3 separate regions of the Homo sapiens genome follow, and all the other regions are linked to region 1. A link is a contact called in ENCODE Hi-C or POLR2A ChIA-PET data. All regions are on one chromosome and are shown on one strand. Each heading gives the region's core, a stretch centred on a gene start or an enhancer-like site at or near the end of the contact. The rest is flanking DNA. Distances are from core to core; before and after follow the strand shown.

Region 1 (3,149 bases), core at 1-2,500:
CAGCAGATGGGGCAGGGCTGATCCCAGAGAGACCCTGGCAGCCCAGGCCTGCCCAGTGGTCAGCAGTGCTGAAGGCAGAGCCACCTCTGCGGGAGGTATGGGATGGGCAGCTTCCTGACTGGACCCACCGCTTTATCCCAGCCCCAAATCTCATGCTACTACTTATAGCCCCTCTTCTAGTTCACACTCTGGGTCCTGGTGTCACCGTGTCACCTCCTCCCCCGCCCTGTCCATTCTGGGTCCTGGTGTCACCATGTCACCTCCTCCCCCGCCCTCTCCACTCTGGGTCCTGGTGTCACCTCCTCCCCCATCCCCTCCACTCTGGGTCCTGGTGTCACCTCCTCCCCCACCCTCTCCACTCTGGATCCTGGTGTCACCTCCTCCCCCATCCCCTCCACTCTGGGTCCTGGTGTCACCGTGTCACCTCCTCCCCTGCCCTCTCCACTCTGGGTCCTGGTGTCACCTCCTCCCCCATCACCTCCACTCTGGGTCCTGGAGTCATCATGTCGCCTCCTCCCCTGCCGTCTCCTTCCTGGATGTTTATTGAGTGCCTGCTTTATGCCTGGCACTTGTGACGAGGAGGACCTGGTGCCTGCTCTGGTGTGGGGGAGGTTGTGGCTTAATGGGGGAGAGGGACCAAGAACAGGAAATTAGCCAATGAATGTCCTGACTCTGGTTCTGCCCCTCCTGTCCCCTCTGCTTTCATTCCTGCTCTGCCTCACAAACTCCTACACATCCTACAAGACCCCGCCAGGCCCAGCTCATCTATCTGCGGCTGGGCTTTGATAGATACTGACCTCCGCAGATGACCGAGGACCTGCCTCCCTGCGGTGGGCCTGGGAGCTCCATAGGTCCCCACTGAGGCCTTTCCTCCCCTGTGGAATGCTTCTCCCTCTTCTGTGTCTGCCCATGTCATTCAAATCTTCCAGTTAAATTCCAAAGGCATCTTCAAGGTGCCGGTTTGCATCGGCAGGGCTTGGGGTTGAGGCCACCCCCAGGAATTCTGCTTTCCATGTTCTTTGCTTCTCCTAAATGAACAGATGTGGAAGAGACAAACCCTTTACCCAGAGATCCCTTGTGGAGCCTGAAACCGACATGGGGCTCCCAGGTTATGTTCCCGCCTAACTTGTCGTGTCTCGAGGAGGGTGGTGGACGGGTCAGGATCGCGTGGACTCGGGACTCAGAGGACCCAGGCTGTGTTCTTTGCTGGCCGTGACCTTTGCCCAGGCCCTTGTGTGGCTGAGCCGTGCCATTTCCATATTACTCAGAAAAACGAACAGAGCTCACTGCTGCCGGGAAGACTGAGATAACCCTCCTGGGGTTCTGCTCTTGGCCCCTGGTGTGGAAGCCATTGGCCGCCTGGCAGCTGCCCCGCCCCGTCTCATGTCCCCAACACACGCACCGCAAGAGCCTCGTCCACCCCACAGAGGAAACGCCCACCACCCACGCCCCGGGCTTGTCCTCATCTTCAGCGCGGGTGGCCACCCTCCTGCCCCAGCGCCAGGCCCCAGCCGGCAGCATGCTGAGGACTTCCTGGGAGAGGTGAGGGTGTGAGGGGCCGGCGGCTGGGACTGCTGGAGGGATCAGGTCCCTGTCTTTCCGCCGTTGGCCTCCAGGCTCCCGGGAGCCCCACCTGGGCCAGGACCTCGGCAAAGGGGCCGGGAGGTGTTGCTGCCCCGGCTGACCTTGGCGGGACCTCCTCCTCCTCCTCCTCATCCTCGCAGAATCCCCACCCACCCCTCGACCTCTGGACTCAGTGAGGCATCTCCCTTCCCTCCGTCCTTCCAGCAGGACAGACCCCCCCTCCCCCCGCCGCCGTCTGTAACTCCTTCATACATGACAGGGTGGTGGGAGAGGCCGGTGCCGGAGCCACTTCAAAGCAGGGACCGTTTCCTCCAGCCCTGAGCTCACTGGGTCCCCTCCCAGCCCAGCCCCTGCCCTGGCCCAGTTAGCGTGGGGTCGGGGCTGAAGCCTGAGTGGAGGGGAGACGGTTTTCTCTCAGACACGACGCGTCGTGGCGTCCTGCCTGGCTTCTCGCCAGGCCCGGGGACGTTGGGAGGCAATTTTGAGAAAGGAAAGAGTGAGGTCACCCTCGTGTAACTGGAGTTCCCCAAATATATTGTCCTGGCAAATCCCTCCCCTTCCCCCTCCCCATCCCCCTGCCCGTCCCTGCGCCTCCCCCTGCCCGTCCCTACCCCTCCCCAGCCCCCCCGGGTCAGGCACAAAGGCAGCTTTAAGGCCTCTGCTGGACCCGGCCCTCCAGAGCCAGGATGTCTGAGCCCCGTGGGTGGATGCCCACTTCCTGGCTACAGGCTCACGTGGGATGGCCGGGCCCCCTGCGGGAACCGGCTGTGACTTATGGGGCTGTCCCGTGAGTCCCAGGCGGCTGTGCACGAACACCAAGCACCTCCATCAACTTCAGATTTTCCAGCCAGGGCAGGGGTGGGCGTCAGGGAGTGCCCGGCGGGGCCGGGCGGGGCCGGGCGCAGGAGCTGCCTGCAGGGGCCCTCCTGTGATGTGGGAGGCCCTTCGCATGCAGGGTAAATCCGCAGGGCCCGTGTGGGTGAAGGCCACATTTAAGGGAATCAAAGGATGCTCAGTAAGGAATCTGGAATGAAAAAGTGGCATGTTGGGTAGCCCGGGTGAGTTATGGGCATATGTATTATAATAATTACTGTTATTACAGCACCCGGGGGAACGGCCGCATGGCAGCCCCAGGCAGCCCCATCCAGCTGCTGTGTGAACCCTGGGTGCTGCATGTTGTTTGCTGGTTTCTGTAAATCGCCTCCCTGGGGCAATGGGATGGATGTACCCTGGGTTCGGGGCTGCAGGACTACGGCTACCCAGGGTCCGAGTGGGTTTCTGAGGCTAGCGGTTTTCCCTGGTTTTATTCTGCGTGGCGGGAAGGGACGGCCGTTTGCCGTGGGTATTTAACTGCGCTGGCCAAGTGCCGGAGGCCCATCAGGAAGCCGTCCCCTCAAGGACCTGGCCCTGGCCCTTTAAGCCAGCAGAGCTTGGAGGTGGACGTCACCCACTTCTGCAGGGTGGACGCTGCCCTCTGACCAGCAGCGTCCAGGGGGACGGCCAGGTGACAAAATGCCAAGAGCACCAGGTTCAGTTTGAATTACGGTTTTCCAGAGACTCCGAAA
Region 2 (3,149 bases), core at 372-2,871, 560 kb before region 1:
TGCCAGTACTTTGGGAGGCCGAGGCAGGCAGATCACCTGAGGTTGGGAGTTTGAGACCAGCCTGACCAATATGGAGAAACCCCCGTCTCTACTAAAAATACAAAATTAGCCGGGCCTGGTGGTGCATGCCTGTAATCCCAGCTACTTGGGAGACTGAGGCAGGAGAATCGCTTGAACCCAGGAGGTGGTGGTTCCGGTGAGCCGAGATCACACCACTGCACTCCAGCCTGGGCAACAAGAGTGAAACTCCATCTCAAAACAACAAACAAAAAACAAAACAAGAAAAAGCATGCCTGGTTGTGTCTGTCCTTACCTGATTGGGCATGGTCTCTATTGATTAGGCGACCATCTGGTCTGGTTGGCACGACGCTTTTTGGGTTTGAGGAAGGGTCTGCTCTGCTGCCCAGGCTCTAGTGCAGGGCGCATTCACAGCTGACTTATGCCTCCACCTCCCAAGAGGCTGGGACTGCAGGTGCATGCCACCATGCTGCGTTCATTTCTTATTTTTGTAGAGACAGGGTTTCGTCATGTTCACCAGGCTGGTCTTGAACTCCTGTCAGGCCTCTGAGCCCAAGCTAAGCCATCATATCCCCAGTGACCTGCATGTATACATCCAGATGGCCTGAAGCAACTGAAGATCCACAAAAGAAGTGAAAACAGCCTTAACTGATGACATTCCACCCTTGTAATTTGTTTCTGCCCCATCCTAACTGATCAATGTACTTTGTAATCTCCTCTACCCTTAAGAAGGTTCTTTGTAATTCTCCCCACCCTTGAGAATGTACCTTATGAGATCCACCACCTGCCTGCAAAACATTGCTCCTAACTCCACCGTCTATCCCAAAACCTGTAAGAACTAATGATAATCCCATCGCCCTTTGCTGACTCTCTTTTCCGACTCAGCCGGGCTGCACCCGGGTGAAATAAACAGCCTTGTTGCTCACACAAAGCCTGTTTGGTGGTCTCTTCACACAGACATGTGAGACACTAACCTCAGGCCATCCTCCCACCTCGGCCTCCCAAAGTGCCGGGATTACAGGCCTGAGCCACCGTGCACCGTCCGGCTAATATTTTATTTCTGCAGAGATGGGGTCTCGCTATGTTGCCCAGGCTGGTCTCCATGTCCTGGGCCCACGCCCTCCTCCTGCCCAGCTGGGCGGGGTCTTACCCAGGCGGAGCCCCTTACGTGCAGGGCGTTCTGTGCAGTGACCGCGGCCCTGGGCAGAGCCAACCCCACGCGGCCACATAACCGTCCAGGGGGCGGGGGGCAGCGCGGTGAAATGGAAAAGGATTTAACTGGGGGATCTAGGTGCTGGGGACACTGACATTTTCGGTATTATTCTTGAAGCTTTTCCCTAAGTTTGAAATTACCTAAAAACACGTTGTTTTGAGATGGAGGCCTCCTGGGGCCCGCAGGATGCGCGGCCGCGGGCGGGTGCCCGGGGCGGGAGGCGCCGGATGGGTCGCTAGGCCTCCTCCCTCAGGCCGGCCTCGCGCTCCTACCCCGCAGGACCCCGGCCGCAGCCCTGAGTCAGCTTCCCCGCTCCTCGCCCGCCCGGCTGCGCCTGCGCGGAGCCGCCTCACTGTGACCCAGCAAGCGCGCCGCCTGCGAGAAGCGACCGGACACTTCGAGAAGGGAAGTGGAGAAGCGAGGAGTGGGCGGGCCTGCGGGGCGCGGCGGGGCGGGATTGGCCGGATGGCTGGTGTCGTCTTCGGTGTGCGCCGGCGCCACTGGGCCGCGGCCTGGCGGGATTGGCCGGTCTGCGGGTGACGTTGTCGGGGCGCGCCCGGAAACCCCAAGGCCCAGACGGCTCTCAGATCCGGGGGCTGCGGATAAATCCCCGTAGGCCGCGGGCAGCGAGATGTTGCGTTCCGGTGTGGGTGTGGGTGTGCCTCCGACGGCGTCTCGGTGCCAGTGTCGAGGTTCTTTCTGCTTAGCTACCCGGAGCCGACTACGGAGGAGGACACCTGAGTTTACGTCTCTTCCATCTGCTGCTCACCTCAGCTGCCTGGGTCCCCGACGAGAGCCAGGTACGGGGCCGGGATTGCGCAGACAGGGTCTGCCGGGGGTCGGGCCTGCCTTGAGGTCAGGTTGCTCGGGGGTTCGGCCTGTCTGCTAGGAGTGCGGCTGCTGAAAGTCCGGCTGCTTGCTGGAGGTCAGGCTGCTGGGGGTCCGGCCTGTCTGCTGGGGACCGGGCCTGCCGGGGTCTGGCTGCTGGGGGTCCGGCCTGTCTGCTGGGGACCGGGCCTGCCGGGGTCTGGCTGTTGGGGGTCCGGCTGTCTGCTGGGGACCGGGCCTGCCGGGGTCTGGCTGCTGGGGGTCCGGCCTGTCTGCTGGGGACCGGGCCTGCCGGGGTCTGGCTGCTGGGGGTCCGGCCTGTCTGCTGGGGACCGGGCCTGCCGGGGTCTGGCTGTTGGGGGTCCGGCCTGTCTGCTGGGGACCGGGCCTGCCGGGGTCTGGCTGTTGGGGGTCCGGCTGTCTGCTGGGGACCGGGCCTGCCGGGGTCTGGCTGCTGGGGGTCCGGCCTGTCTGCTGGGAGTCCGGCTGTCTGCTGGGGGCCGGGCCTGCCATCGGGGCCGTAGTACCGGGTCGCACGGGGTCGTTAACCCGCCAGCCGAGTGACAGCCACGTAGATGTGTGTTTTCTTGCTGCGGGCCCGGCCCGCCAGGGTAGGGTGTTGGTTTCCTAGGACGGGTGCTGTGCGTCCAGAACAAAATCATTTGGGGATTCACATCAAACTCTTGTGAATTCCTTGAACAAAACAATTTCGGAACGCCTGCTGTGTGTCGGGCACCGGGAGCTAATAGTAAAGCAGCGGATCTGTAGTTGGAAGCTGTGGGCGAAGGAGGGCTGGGAAAGGACTAATGGGCACCTTAAGTAGCGGGCGTGTAACATAGAGGGAACTGGGGAGGGTGGGAATGGCTTTAAACTGAGGCGGGAGGGGATAACTAGACGTTTGCCATGGGCGAGAGTGTTCCAGTCTTAGGCGACAGTCTAGGAGGCCTCCAGGAGTGGGGAGAGAGCTGATGGGAAGGTCAGGAAAAGGCCCCGGGAGGGGCTGGTGAGTACTAGATGACGGGACCTCGTGAGCCCCAGGAAAAGGCCCCGGGAGGGCTGGTGGGTACTAGATCATGGAGGGGACCTCGTG
Region 3 (3,149 bases), core at 239-2,738, 540 kb before region 1:
TGTGTGCCTCCTCTTGTGTGTGCTTGCACCGTCTAAGGCAAGCCAGCTGCAGTGTTGTGAGCTTCCTTGTGGTAAGGCCCATGTACCAAGGAACTGAGGGTGGCCTTTGGGCAGCAGCCAGCAAGGCTGAGGCCCTTCTCTAATGACCTTGGAGGACTGAGTCCTTACAATATCCGTGTGTGTGAGCTTGGGAGTGGATCATTCCAGATAAGCTTTCCGATGAAACCACAACCCTGGGGGGACACCTTGACCACAACTTGGTGAACCCTTGAGGCAAAGGCACAGAGCTTAGCCACGCCCACTTTCCTGACCGCGGATACCATGAAAAAATAAATGTTCTTTTAGGCTGCTAAATGTTGGGTTAATTTGTTATGCAGAAAAAGGAACCAAATACAATCTTCTACCAGTAAGGAAGAGTGCACCTTCTTTGCTTGTCACCTTTGGATTCCTGAGGCAACGTACATCATACTTGATACGGCTGCCAAGCACTTAACTTACTGGGTGACTTGAAAGCATGCTTTTTTTTCTTTTTTTTTTTTAGACGGGGTCTGGCTCTGTTGCCCAGGCTGGAGTGCAGTGCCTTGATCATAGCTCACTGCAGCCTCCATCTCCCAGGCTCCAGCGATCCTCCCACCTCAGCGTCCAGAGTATCAGGAACTACAGGCACGTGCCACCATACCCGGCTAATTTTTATTTTTTTAATTTATTTTTTATTTTTTAAAACAGAGTCTCATTCTGTCGCCCAGGCTGGAGTGCAGTGGCACGATCTCGGCTCACTGCAACCTCCACCTCCCGGGCTTAAACGATTTTCCTGCCTCAGCCTCCCGAGTAGCTGGGATTACAGGCACCTGCCACCACGCCTGGCTAATTTTTGTATTTTTAGCAGAGACGGGGTTACGGGGTTTCGTCATGTTGGCCAGGCGGGTCTCGAACTCCTGAGCTCAAGCGATCCGCCCGCCTGGGCCTCCCAAAATGCTGGGATCACAGGCGTGAGTCACCGCTCCCGGACACAAGCATTATTATAACACTACCCACCCTGTGTATTTTTTAGCACCTATCCTGATTTTTTAAATTCAGCACGAAGTTTAAGTCCTAGCCCTGTTGATCCCAATAGCCGTAGCTCATCCATTTCGACTCCGAGCCGAGCTCCATACCCTGGACCCTCGGCGGAGGCCCCACCCCGGGACGCCAGCCCGGCCGGGGCAGCTTGCACCCCAGACCCCCAAGCCCTGCGGGGCCCAAACCTAGTCATCTGCACTTGTTCTGGGCAGGGCGGGTTGCCTTGGCAACCAGCTCCTCTCCAAGCAACTCTAGGCCTCTAGAGATGGCGTCAGTAGCCCGCGCCCGGTCCTGGAACCGCCCCCCGTGCTGCCGCCGCTTGCCATTAGCCGGCGGAGAGACGGACGCAGACCTCGTCCAATGGGAGGCTCCGCACTCCTGAAGGCGGGACTAACGCTTACCTGGGGCGCGGGTCCCTGCCGGAAGGCGGCGTCCGCGACGCAGCTGTTCACGCTTAGGTGGGCGACGTGGGCGCAGGTGGGCGCAGGTAGGCGCGTGGGGCGGCGGCGGGGTGGCCGGCGGGTCAGGGCGCCAGGAGACCCAGAGCCCCGGGGCGGGCTCCCGCGGGGCTCCGCCCCCTCCACGTGGGTGCGCGGAGGCCCGGCGCGGCGCGACCGGGCGGCGGCCCTGGGGTCCGCGGTGCTGGGGAGGCTGGTGCGGCCGGTGCGGCCGGTGCGTCCCGGCGCGGGCTCCGACACCCGCACCCGCCTCTGGGTTAACTCAGCGCGGGCGAGTGGAAGGGACTCAGCTGGCTCCTAGGTTTCAGGCCGTCAGGGCTTGCAGTGGCTCTGGTTTCATTGTCTTTCTCTGAAGACGCCCTGATTGCCCTCCGAGGCTTTCAGCTCCCACTTTCTCTTTTTCAATTTTTGAGGCAGTGTCTCGCTGTGCCACCCAGGCTGGAGTGCAATGGCGTGATCATAGCTCACTGCAGCCTCCACCTCCTGGGCTCAAGCCGTCCTCCCGCCTCATCCTCCCAAGTAGCTGGGACCACATGCGCGCGCCACCACACCCGGATAATTTTTAAAAATGTTTTTTGTAGAAATGGGGTCTCACCATGTTACCCAGGCTGGTCTCGAATTCTTGGGCTCAAGCGATGGATCCTCCTGCCTCGGCCTCCCAAAGTGCTGGGATTACAGGAGTGAGCCAACGCGCTTGGCCTCACTTTCCATCATAAGCATGCTTTCCGTTTCCTTCCTTCCGTCATTCATTCATTCATTTTTAAAAAACGTTCATTGGGTTCCTCCTGCACTGTTCGGGGCATTGGGCTACAGCTGTCAACAAGTGGAGACAAGTCTGTGATCTAGTGAACTTCCATTCTGGAGGGGAGAGACAGATGAACAAGGTGCACAGAGCAGGTGATGGTAAGTGCCATGGAGAAGATGAGAACAGGGGTTTTGAGAATGGAAAGGAAGCAGGAGGAGGAGTGAGGCACCAGAACATTCCAGGTCGAGGAAACAGCAGGTGCAGGGGAAACAGCAGGGAGCCCAGTGTGGCTGCAGCCAATTTGGGAACAGAGAGAGAAAGAGGAGGTGAGTTCCCAGAGATGCGAGGAGGGGCCAGGGCAGTCGTGTGGACCTTACCAAGTGGCAAGGACCTTGACTTTCCCTCCAAGTGGAAGGGGACAGCTTGGGAAGTTTTTTGAGTGGAGGTGACACACCATCTGATTTAGGAGTTTAAAAGCCATCGTGAGAGGTGGTGGCTTGGACTGGGTACCTATGGGATCTTAAGGGAGTCACATTCTGGGTGTATTTCAGTGGTAAACCAACAGGAGTTTGTGGTGGGTTGGACGAGTATGTGAGAAAGAGAGGATTTATGGATGGACCAAGGTTTTAAGCTTGAGCTACTATGTGAACCTCATCAGATGGATGTTTATGGAGAGGATGAACACTAGGAAGCTCAGGTTTGTGGAGGGTGATCAGGGGTATTGATTACGAATTCTTAAGCTTGAGATGATATATGTGTAGATGATATATATAAGTACATATATATGGTTATATATATAGTTATATATATACACAGTTTATACACACATCCGCATATATATATTTATTTTTATATATTTATATATATTTATATATGTTTATATATGT

What was found. A loop is a pair of places that touch in the nucleus more often than their neighbours do. ChIA-PET counts read pairs that join two places held with the same protein, here RNA polymerase II (POLR2A). Pooled maps may share reads with other maps.
Region 2: a loop to region 1 is called in a pooled map, with 6 times the contacts of the local background. The contact joins the promoter of ZFAND2A-DT here to the promoter of PRKAR1B-AS1 in region 1. A Hi-C loop is called at or near these places in 5 of 37 single-sample maps with no recorded cell type and 9 of 50 pooled maps.
Region 3: a pooled map shows a loop between it and region 1 (19-fold over the local background). The contact joins the promoter of CHLSN here to the promoter of PRKAR1B-AS1 in region 1. A Hi-C loop is called at or near these places in 8 of 50 pooled maps. POLR2A ChIA-PET finds 5 or more read pairs at or near these places in 2 of 52 experiments (K562 and activated CD4-positive, alpha-beta T cell).

The regions. Positions count from the first base shown.
Region 1 is chr7:600,946-604,094 of GRCh38, reverse strand. It overlaps PRKAR1B-AS1 (PRKAR1B antisense RNA 1), which reads right to left and starts at 1,250. Exons shown (of 2, transcript NR_110054.1): 1 at 798-1,250. All of the region lies in intron 6 of PRKAR1B (protein kinase cAMP-dependent type I regulatory subunit beta), which reads left to right. RefSeq lists enhancers at 1-447, 508-557 and silencers at 1,653-1,712, 2,453-2,562.
Region 2 is chr7:1,158,846-1,161,994 of GRCh38, reverse strand. It overlaps ZFAND2A-DT (ZFAND2A divergent transcript), which reads right to left and starts at 1,621. Exons shown (of 3, transcript NR_110069.1): 1 at 1,372-1,621. It overlaps ZFAND2A (zinc finger AN1-type containing 2A), which reads left to right and starts at 1,799. Exons shown (of 5, transcript NM_182491.4): 1 at 1,799-2,031. RefSeq lists enhancers at 643-1,155, 1,156-1,669, 1,670-2,182, 2,183-2,697 and silencers at 1,261-1,310, 1,321-1,860.
Region 3 is chr7:1,136,586-1,139,734 of GRCh38, reverse strand. CHLSN (cholesin) reads left to right here and starts at 1,488. Exons shown (of 5, transcript NM_001318252.2): 1 at 1,488-2,420. RefSeq lists silencers at 1,079-1,218, 1,419-1,868, 1,879-1,928 and an enhancer at 1,259-1,358.